Regions from separate parts of the Homo sapiens genome. Here region 1 is linked to region 2. Evidence: read pairs that join two places in POLR2A ChIA-PET (ENCODE). Cell type or tissue: B cell. All regions are shown on one strand. Each heading gives the region's core, and the rest is flanking DNA. Links, peaks and the distances in the headings are about the cores only. Region 1 overlaps CLPTM1 (CLPTM1 regulator of GABA type A receptor forward trafficking). Region 2 overlaps CLASRP (CLK4 associating serine/arginine rich protein).

Region 1 (5,369 bases), core at 322-5,321, 83 kb after region 2:
GCACTACAGGTGTGCGCCATCACACCCAGCTAATTTTTTAGTTTTTTACAGAGATGGGGTCAGGATAGGCGCGGTGGCTCACGCCTGTAATCCCAGCACTTTGGGAGCCCGAGGTGCGTGGATAGCGAGGTCAGGAGATCGAGACTATCCTGGCTAACACGATGAAACCCTGTCTCTACTAAAAATACAAAAAATTAGCCGGGCGCTGTGGCGGGCGCCTGTAGTCCCAGCTACTCGGGAGGCTGAGGCAGGAGAATGGCGTGAACCTAGGAGGCGGAGCTTGCAGTGAGCCGAGATCGCGCCACTGCACTCCAGCCTGGGCGACGGAGCGAGATTCTGTCTCCCAAAAAAAAGAGAGAGAGAGAGAGAGATGGGGGTCTTACTGTGTTGCTCAGGCTTTTTTTTTTTCCACGTTGAACAACAAAAGGAATCATGGCCAACATTGTCTGTGTGCGTGCCAGCTCCTGCACCCCTCAGTTGACATGAATTCTCTTGGAATCCTTCTGATGCACCCTGAGCTAATTGTCAAGATTCCCTGTCTGTGAGGTGGAAAATGAGGCTCAAGAAGGGTGATAACCTGACCAGGCCACAGAGCTCAGAGGTGGCAGGGCTGAGATGTCAGCAGGGCTGTGCTCTTACACGCTATCTGACACTACCTGCCCCCCGCCTCCTAACTTTTCTCTATTTTAAACAACTCTATCTGTGAGCATCTATATATAATCCCATTTAGGGCCAATTACAAAAATGTGTGCCTATGGGATGGCCACCAACACATTACACTTTTTTATTTTTGAGACTGTGTCTCGCTCTGTCACCCAGGCTGGAGTGCAGTGGCGGCATCTTGGCACACTGCAAGCTCCGCCTCCTAGGTTCACGCCATCCTCCTGCCTCAGCCTCCCGAGTAGCTGGGACTATAGGCGCCTGCCACCATGCCCGGCTAATTTTTTATATTTTTAGTAGAGATGCAGTTTCACTGTGTTAGCCAGGATGGTCTCGATCTCCTAACCTCGTGATCCACCCACCTCGGCCTCCCAAAGTGCTGGGATTACAGGCGTGAGCCACCGCGCCCGGCCCACATTACACTTTTTCATTAGCTTTTTCTTTTCACTCTTCGTATTGTTTGAACTACTTAATTTTGTAAAATAAACACTCATAATTTATAAGCTAAGGGAAACCAGTAATAAGATTTTATGGAAGAGATAAGTAGCTGCCCCCCATAACCACTCTCCTCTTCTTCCTCAGTAATAGGAGCCCTGCTTTCCAGCAGGGTGCTCAGTTTCCCAGATTAAAGACCACATTTCCCAGCCTCCCGTGCAGCTGGCCATGGCCATGTGAAGACATTCTAGCCAAAGGAATGATTGTTTTATTTTTTTATTTTTGTTTTATTTTTTGAGACGGAGTCTCGCTGTCGCCTAGGCTGGAGTGCAGTGGCACCACCTGGGCTCACTGTAAGCTCCGCCTCCTGGGTTCACACCATTCTCTTGCCTCAGCCTCCTGAGTAGCTGGGACTACAGGCGCCCGCCACCACACCTGGCTAATTTTTTTGTATTTTCAGTAGAGACGGCGTTTCACTGTGTTAGCCAGGATGGTCTCGATCTCCTGACCTCGTGATCTGCTTGCCTTGGCCTCCCAAAGTGCTGGGATTACAGGCGTGAGCCACCGCGCCCAGCCATGATTGTTTTATTTTTATTTTCTCTTTTTTTTTTGAGACTCAGTCTTGCTCTGTCGCCAGGCTTGAGTGCAGTGGCACGATCTTGGCTCACTGCAACCTCTACCTCCCAGGTTCAAGTGATTCTCCTGCCTCAGCCTCCCGAGTAGCTGGGACTACAGGCTTGTGCCACCACACCCAGCTAATTTTTGTATTTTTAGTAGAGATGGGGTTTCACCATATTGGCCAGGATGGTCTCGATCTCTTGACCTCATGATCTGCCTGCCTCGGTCTCCCAAAGTGCTGGGATTGCAGGCGTGAGCCACCGCACCTGGCGGGATGATTGTTGTAAACATCTCTGCTGTGCAATTCCTTCTATCTCATAAGTAGGGAAGCTGATTGCCTAACTGCATGGTGTGGTCTCTTATTTTGCTAAAATACATCTCCAAAAAGCAAAAAAAAAATAAAAGGAATATCTATTTTGCAGAGGAGTAAACAAAGGCTCAGAGCAAAGAAGGTGACTGTCACTAGGTCTAGGCAGGAAGGATAGAACCCAGTGCCAAGCATATTCCCCCGCCACCACCCAGCATCTCCCCAGGGCCTCAAACAGAAGCTGGGCTTTGAAAAAACAGGCCCTGGGGTCCCACTGCCCAGGAATAGCATGTGAACCCACAGGTAAAAGGGTCACCACCAGGCAGTCACAGAAGGACAAATGCTGTCTGATTCCACATACAGGAGCTAACTAGAGTAGTGAAAGAGAGACAGGAAATAGAAAAGTGGCTGCCAGGTGTTGCAAGGAGGAAGAAATGGGAAGCTTGTGTCTGATGGGTATGGAATTTCAGTTTGGGAAGAGTAAATTCTCGGGATGGATAATGGTGATGGGGGCACAACAGTGGAGATGTACTTAATGCCACAGGACTACATACTTAAAAATGGTTAAAATGGGCCAAGCGTGGTGGCTCACGCCTATAATCCCAGGACTTTAGGAGGCTGAGGCGGGTGGATCACCTGAGGTCAGGAGTTAGAGACCAGCCTGGCCAACACGGCAAAACCCCATCTCCACTAAAAATACAAAAATTAGCCAGGCGTGGTGGCAGGTGCCTGTAGTCCCAGCTACTCAGGTGGCTGAGGCAGGAGAATCGCTTGAACCCAGGAGGCAGAGACTGCAGTGAGCCGAGATTGCACTACTGCACTCCAGCCTGGGTGACAAAGTGAGACGCTGTCTCAAAAAAAAAAAAAAAAAAAAAAAAAAAAAAGGTTAAAATGAAAACATAGGTTAAAATGGTAAATTTGATGTTATGTGCAGATGTGGGCTGAATCATGTCTCCCAAAATTCATATGTTAAAGTCTCAACCTTCAGTACCACCGTGACTAGATTTAGAGACAGGGTCCCCCCAACTTTTTTTTGCGATAAGGTCTCACTCTGATGCCCAGACTGGAGTACAGTGGTGTGATCTCGGCTCACTGCAGCTTCAACTTCTGAGGGTCAGGCAGGGCCCAGTGGCTCACGCCTGTAATCCCAGCACTTTGGGAGGCTGAGGCGGGTGGATCATGAGGTCAGGAGTTCGAGACCAGCCTGGTCAACATAGTGAAACCCCATCTCTAATAAAAAAAAAAAAAAGCAAAAATTAGCTAGGCACTGGGTGCAGTGGCTCACGCCTGTAATCCCAACACTTTGGGAGGCCAAGGCGGGCAGATTGCCTGAGGTTGGGAGTTCGAGACCAGCCTGACCAACATGGAGAAACCCCATCTCTACTAAAAATACAAAATTAGCTGGGCATGGTGGCACATACCTTAATTCCAGCTGCTCAGGAGGCTGAGGCAGGAGAATCGCTTGAACCCAGGAGGTGGAGGTTGCAGTGAGCTGAGATCGCGCCACTGTACTCCAGCCTGGGAAACAGAGCGAGACTCCATTACAAAAATAAAAATAGGCTGGGTGCGGTGGCTCACACCTGTAATCGCAGCACTTTGGGAGGCCAAGGCAGGCGGATCATGAGGTCAGGAGATAGAGACCATCCTGGCTAACACGGTGAAACCCCATCTCTACTGAAAATACAAAAAATTAGCCAGGTGTGGTGGCGGGTGCCTGTAGTCCCAGCTACTCGGGAGGCTGAGGCAGGAGAATGGCGTGAACCCGGGAGGCGGAGCTTGCAGTGAGCCAAGATTGTGCCACTGCACTCCAGCCTGGGCGACAGAGCGAGACTCCGTCTCAAAAAAAAAAAAAAATACATAAAATAAAAATAAAAAAATTTCCAAGGCTCAAGTGATCCTCCTACCTCAGCCTCTTGAATAGCTGAGACTACAGGTACGTGTCACCATACCTGGCTTTTTTTTTTTTTTTTTTTTTGAGATGGAGTCTCACTCTGTCCCCAGGCTGGAATGCAGTGGCACGATCTCAGCTCACCGCAACCTCTGCCTCCTGGGTTCAAACGATTCTCCTGCCCTCAGCCTCCTGAGTAGCTGGGACTACAGGCACGTGCCACCACACCCAGCTAATTTTTGTATTTTTTTTGTATTTTTTATTTTTTTTGAGACGGAGTCTTTCTCTGTTGCCCAGGCTGGAGTGCAGTAGCGCGATCTCAGCTCTCTGCAAGCTCCGCCTCCCGGGTTCACGCCATTCTCCTGTCTCAGCCTCCGGAATTTTTTTATTTTTAGTAGAGATGGGGTATCACTATGTTGGCCAGGATGGTCTCGATCTCTTGACCTCGTGATCCACCCGCCTCGGCCTCCCAAAGTGCTGGGATTGTAGGTGTAAGCCACCGTGCCCAGCCAGATTTTTTTATTTTTAGTAGAGACAGGGTCTTACTATGTTGCCCAGGCTGGTCTCAAACTCCTGGGCTCAAGCAGTCCTTCCAACCTGGCCTCCCAAAATGCTGGGATTATGAGGGTGAGTCATTGTGCCTGGCCCAGATAGGGTCTGTAAAAAAGTAAGGTTCAGTGAGGTCATTATGGTGGGTACTAAGCCAGTATGACTAGTGTCCCCATAAGAGGAGCTTAGGACACAGACACACACAGAGGAAAGACCACATGAAGACACAGGGAGAAGACGGCCTTCTGCAAGCCCAGGAGAGAAGCCACAGAAGAAACTGCCCCTGCCCACAGCTGGATCCTGGACTTCCAGCCTTCAGAACTGTAAGACAATGAATTTCCTATTTCAGTTGTTTAAGCTACTCCGTCTATATTACTTGATACAAGGGCCCTAGCAAACTACTTCAGTATTTTTTGTGTTTTTATTTTTTCACAAATCAGGTAGCCCCCCAAAAACCAGAACAGGTTCAGGGAGACTCCCTACTTCAGTATGTTTTACCAGAGTAAAAAAAAGGTTTAGAAAACATTCCATCATACAAAAAAAAAAAGAAAAAAAGCAACTCTACCATACAGTAATGATCACCATCCTCAGCTGATCAGCTGACTTTTCCTTTCTTCCTTATTTTTATTTGAATGTTTTCGGTGAACAAACCCAAGTCCCGTCTGCTCACCTAAACAGCACACCTTTGATGACCTGCCAGGCATTGGGTGCCGGCTGGGCCGGTGGGTTCTGAGGCTGGGTCTCCGCTGGCGGGTCCCTCCCGATGCTGCCATTGCTGGTCACCTGTGGGGGACAGAGGCCAGGGTAAGGAGGGAGAATGGACACGGGGGCTGTCTTAGACACCATCATGCATGAAGGCCAGGCACAGGCTGGGCAAAGAGTGGGTGCTTATCAATAACTGGAGAATGAATC
Region 2 (5,369 bases), core at 177-5,176:
CTTGGGCATTCCAGACATGCCCCGTGCTTCTGCTCGGACCTCTGTGCTTCTGCTCCCCCGCTTATTTCAGATCTCCTCCTAAAAGCCGTCCTCAGTGACTCTATCTAAATAGCTCCCCACTTATCTACCCCAGCTCCTTCACTCTGTGGCTTTATTGAGAAGTAATTCATATACCACACAATTCACTCACTTAACTCCACTTGTTTTCTTTTGAGCACCCGCTACCACCTGCCACTGGACCTAATATTCATTCATCACCTTTCTCCCATGTTAGAACGTAACTCCCAGGAGGCAGGGCTCTGTTTTGGCTGCTATATCCCTAAAGCCTAGAACAGGGCCTGGCCCACAGCAGGCGCTTGAGAACACCCAATGAAGGAAAGACAGGAATAATCCTTACTAACAGATGAAGACTCTGAGCCCCTTCAGGAAAAAAACACCAGCTCCAAGTTTCCAAGCTCCTGCACATCCTCACTCTGTCTCCATCTCAGCCCTCAGCCAGCAGATGAGAAGGTGCAGTCCGGGCTGAAGGAGCTGAGTCACTCACCAGGACCACAGCTAATACCTGGCTAGTTTCAACCCCGCACTCACTATGTGCCAGGTGCTGGGCTGCTGTGACTCTCATTTCACACCTAAAGAAACTGAGTCTAAGGAACACTCAAGACCACAGGCCCAGCGAGGTGGCGCTGCTGGAGTCCAGCTACTCATGCTGCACCTCGCCTGCCTCCCTCGATTCCTTAGCTGATTCCTCAGCTGGGGCCACACAGCGCACCCAGCTCCCTCTGCCCTGGGACAAGCCAGCCAAGTCCAAGGCCAAGATCCCATCATACTCCTGAGGCTGCTCCAGGCCAAATGCCCAGTTCCCACAGCCAGGACTCATGGGACACTGTTTGCAGGACAGAATTTGGCAGGTACAGGGAAGCTACTGGCAGGGTCAGCTTCACAGAAAGGAATAAGCACTGAGCCGGGAGTAAACACCAGGAGTCCAGAGCCTGGTTCTGTTGGGAGATTCTGGAAAAGTCAATGAACCCTACTAAAAACCAGGCACTGTTTTATGTGCACTGTCTCACTCGAATGTCCCAACCATGGAAGAAACATACTATTCTTTTTCTTTTTTTGAAACAGAGTCTCGCTCTGTCACCCAGGCTGGAGTGCAATGGCGCGATCTCGGCTCACTGCAACCTCTGCCTCCCAAGTTCAAGGGATTCTCCTGCCTCAGCTTCCCGAGTAGCTGGGATTACAGGTGCCCGCCACCACGCTTGGCTAATTTTGGTATTTTTAGTAGAGACAGGGCTTCACCATGTTGGCCAGGCTGGTCGCTAACTCCTGACCTCGTGATCCGCCTGCCTCGGCCTCCCAAAGTGCTGGGATTACAGGCATGAGCCACCACGCCCAGCTGGTACTATTCTTATGCCCATGTTACAGATGAGTAAACTGAGGCTCAAAGCCATGGGGTCCACCTGCCTGACATTAGGAATAAGCAGAACTAGGATTCAAACCCAGATGGGCCTGGCTACAAAATCTGCTTCTTTTTATTTATTTGCTTTTTAAGAGTAATTTTTTGTTTGTCTGTTTTGAGACAAGAGTTTCACTCTTGTTGCCCAGGCTGGAGTGCAATGGCATGATCTCGGCTCACTGCAACCTCCGCCTCCCAGGTTCAAGCGATTCTCCTGCCTCAGCCTCCCGAGTACAGGCATGCACCAAAATGCCTGGCTAATTTTTTGTATTTTTAGTAGAGACGGGATTTCACCATGTTGGCCAGGCTGGTCTCGAACTCCTGACCTCGTGATCCACCCGCCTCGGCCTCCCAAAGTGCTGGGATTACAGGCATGAGCCACCACGCCCAGCAGGTACTATTCTTATGCCCATGTTACAGATGAGTAAACTGAGGCTCAAAGCCATGGGGTCCACCTGCCTGACATTAGGAATAAGCAGAACTAGGATTTGAACCCAGATGGGCCTGACTACAAAATCTGCTTCTTTTTATTTATTTGCTTTTTAAGAGTAATTTTTTGTTTGTTTGTTTTGAGACAAGAGTTTCACTCTTGTTGCCCAGGCTGGAGTGCAATGGCATGATCTCGGCTCACTGCAACCTCCGCCTCCCAGGTTCAAGCGATTCTCCTGCCTCAGCCTCCCGAGTACAGGCATGCACCAACCTGCCTGGCTAATTTTTTGTATTTTTAGTAGAGATGGGATTTCACCACGTTGGCCAGGCTGGTCTTCAACTCCTGACCTCAGGTGATCTGCCTGCCTCAGCCACCCAAAATGCTGGGATTACAGGTGTGAGCCACCACATCTGGCCAAGAATAATTTTTTTATTGTGGTAGAAAACATTTACCATCTTAACATTTTTAAGTGTACAGTACAGTAGTAGTAACTACATCCACCCTGTGGTGCAACAGAGCTTTAGAACTTTTTAAATCTTACAAAACTGAAACAAAACTGAACTTCCCCTTTCCTCCTCCCCCCATCCCTGTCAACCTGCACTGTATTTTCTTTTTCTGAGGGTTTGACTTTTCTTTTAGGTTTTTTTTTCTTTACCAAAAATACAGAAGGTTTCACGAATTTTTGTGTCATCCTTGCACAGTGGCCATGCTAATCCCCGTATCGTTCCAATTTTAGTATATGTGCTGCCGAAGTGAGCTCCCTTCCTCCCTTCCTCTCTCTCTCTGTTTTTTTTTTTTTTTTTTTTGAGATGGAGTCTTGCTCTGTCACCCAGGCTGGAGTACAGTGGTGTGATCACAGTTCACTGCAGCCTGGAACTCCTGGGCTCAAGCAAGGTTTAACTATTTTAGATACTTATCAGCGGATCATACAATACTGTCTTTTTGCGACTGGCTTATTTCACTTAGCATAACATCTTCAGGGCTCATCGATATTGTAGCATAGGACAGGATTTCTTTCTTTTTTAAGATTGAATAATATTGCGTTATGTGTAGAGACCACATTTTCTTTCTCGATGTATCCCTCAATGGACATTTAGCTTGCGTCCACCTCTTGGCTATTGCTAATAATGCTGTAATGAACATAAGTGTATAAGTACCTCTTCAAGATCCAAAATCCACTTTTTTTTTTGGAGACAGAGTTTTGCTCTTGTTGTCCAGGCTGGGCTGCAATGGCGTGATCTAGGCTAACCACAATCTCTGCCTCCCGGGTTCAAGCGATTCTCCTGCCTCAGCCTCCCAGGTAGCTGGAACTGCAGGCATGTGCCACAACGCCCAGCTAATTTTGTATTTTTAGTAGAGATGACGTTTCTCCATGTTGGTCAGGCTGGTCTCAAACTCCTGACCTCAGGTGATCTGCTCACCTCAGCCTCCCAAAGTGTTGGGATTACAGGCGTGAGCTACCGCGCCCGGCCCAAAACCAACTCTTAACCACTGGATTATCCTGTCTCTAGGATCAGATTGTGTCAGAGGAGTTCATGAAGTTACTCATTCATTCATTCATTCATTCAACTGTTAAGCAGACCTTGTGCTAGGGTATGGCAGTAACTGAGATAGCCCTGGCCCTGCCCTCATGGGCTCACAGTCCAGTGTGGGACACAGACTTGTCCCCATACAAGGACAACCTAGAGTGGACAGCGCTGAGATGGGGGCCCACAGGGGGAACACCTGACCCAGACTTGGGGGTCAGTCTGGAGCTTCCTGGAGGAGGCGACGCCTGAGCTGCGACCTGTTTACTTCTTATTTCCGTATCAACAGAGGATTCTGTTTCTTTATCCAAACCACTGATTAAAAAGGAAAGTTGACAAGGACAGAAGCAATGACAGAACCGGAGTCTGCTTGGGACTGAAGACAGGGAGAGAAAGCAGGCACCAACGACAAATCAGGAAGACAGAAACCAACTGCATCTGGACATACTCATTCAGCCTGCCACAATCTACCGCAGCTTCACTGACACTCGCTCCACAGCCTCTGCTCTCGGCCCAAGGCTGAGATGAGAGTCCCCTCCTCAAAGCAGCCATCAGCCACGGCCCAGCCATACTCCACAGCTTGGCAGCCCAGATCGGAATGCAGGTCACGTTCACATACAGGGACAAAGGCCGCTTGTACAGGCCTGCACCACAAAGCACCCATAGACATTGGTTCTTTGAGCTCTTCCCCATTATCCAGTGAGAGGGGTTGGTCGTCACCACTGTCCTGAGGGGGAATACAATGCAGCAAGCTTCCCTGCTAACAGGGAGGGGGCCTGGAGTCTCAGCTCCAGCCTTCCTTCCTCTGCACCATCCCTCCACCTGGATCCAAACTCCAGTTCTATCAGCAACAGTAATGTCAATAACAAGAGCTAATATTTACTGAGCGATAGCGACGCTGGCCAGGCTGCTCTCAGTGGTCCATGTGTCCAACACTCCAACAACATCGAAGGACATGCTCTTGTCTCCACTGTTAGTGGCAAACCATTAATTGGCAACCAACATCTATTCCCTTTGCTACAACAGTAACAGAACTCCAAATATATCTGGTCAGGGCGACCCAAAATAAAGTCTACACCTCTTAGCCTTCCTCACGGCTGTTCATAAGACTACTTCCTGGTCAGCAGGGGAGGAGTGGAAATGTTACGGGAAAACATCCCGAAACTTTTTTTTTAAAGACAGGGTCTTATTCTCCCACTCAGGCTGGAGTGCAGTGGTACAATCACAGCTCACTGCAGCCTCCACCTCCTGGGTTCAAGAGATTCTCCCACCTCAGCCTCTTGAGGAGCTGGGACCACAGATGCACGCCATCATGCCCGGCTAATTTTTGTATATTTTGGTATAGACGGGGTTTCACCATGTTGTCCAGGCTGTTCTCGAACTCCTGGGCTCAAGCAGTCCTCCTGCCTCGGCCTCCCGAAGTGCTGGGATTACAGGCGTGAGCCACTGCACCTGGCCTAGAAACTTTCTCAACAAATGGCATGAGCGCTTTGCCCCTTTTCCTCCCTTTTTCCTCCCTGCTGGATAGAATGAAGACATGATGGCCAGAGCCTCTTAGACCTCGATGCAACACTAGGAAGAGAAGCTGTGCCCAGGAGAACAAAACAGAAGCGGCTTAGGTCCCCGAGCTAACTGGTTACCTCTTGGCTTTTCTGTGGCTAAGAAATAAACATCTATCTTGTTTAAGCCACTGACGGATGCTCTAGGTTTGTTAGAGCCAAAGCTGATTGTCCATGTGACATCCTTTCACATGTGGAAGAGGAAATGGGCTCAGGGAGGCAGTCACTTGCCCACGTCACACTATAGATAAGTGGGATCGCTAGAATTTGAACCCAGAGCCCCATGACTCCCAAATTCTAAGGACTAACCATGATGGGATCTCACCTCCTGGCTGTGTTGCCTTGGGCAAGTCACCTCACCTTTCTTTTTTGAGACAGGGTCTCACTCTGTCACCCAGGTT

The links. ChIA-PET counts read pairs that join two places held together with the same protein. Peaks named below come from ENCODE experiments on the same cell type or tissue, not always from the same donor. Only the 100,000 strongest peaks of a DNase experiment are listed, where the experiment ranks them.
Region 1: POLR2A ChIA-PET joins it to region 2 with 5 read pairs; 20 of 35 experiments call an interaction of 5 or more read pairs at or near these places.

What each region holds. Positions count from the first base shown.
Region 1 is chr19:44,961,834-44,967,202 of GRCh38, reverse strand. CLPTM1 (CLPTM1 regulator of GABA type A receptor forward trafficking) reads right to left here. Exons shown (of 14, transcript NM_001294.4): 2 at 5,128-5,240. Among named protein-coding and RNA genes, the nearest start is that of CLPTM1, 9.1 kb to the right of the region's middle. RefSeq lists a silencer at 5,317-5,369. In B cell, for the core only: no CTCF peak of the experiment used is centred there; no DNase peak of the experiment used is centred there; H3K4me3 peaks cover 201 bases; H3K27ac peaks cover 770 bases.
Region 2 is chr19:45,044,732-45,050,100 of GRCh38, reverse strand. All of the region lies in intron 2 of CLASRP (CLK4 associating serine/arginine rich protein), which reads right to left. It also overlaps the pseudogene RNU6-611P. Among named protein-coding and RNA genes, the nearest start is that of CLASRP, 8.4 kb to the right of the region's middle. RefSeq lists enhancers at 203-757, 4,036-4,330. In B cell, for the core only: a CTCF peak has its summit at 2,385; a DNase peak (open chromatin) is centred at 2,460; H3K4me3 peaks cover 1,149 bases; H3K27ac peaks cover 4,802 bases.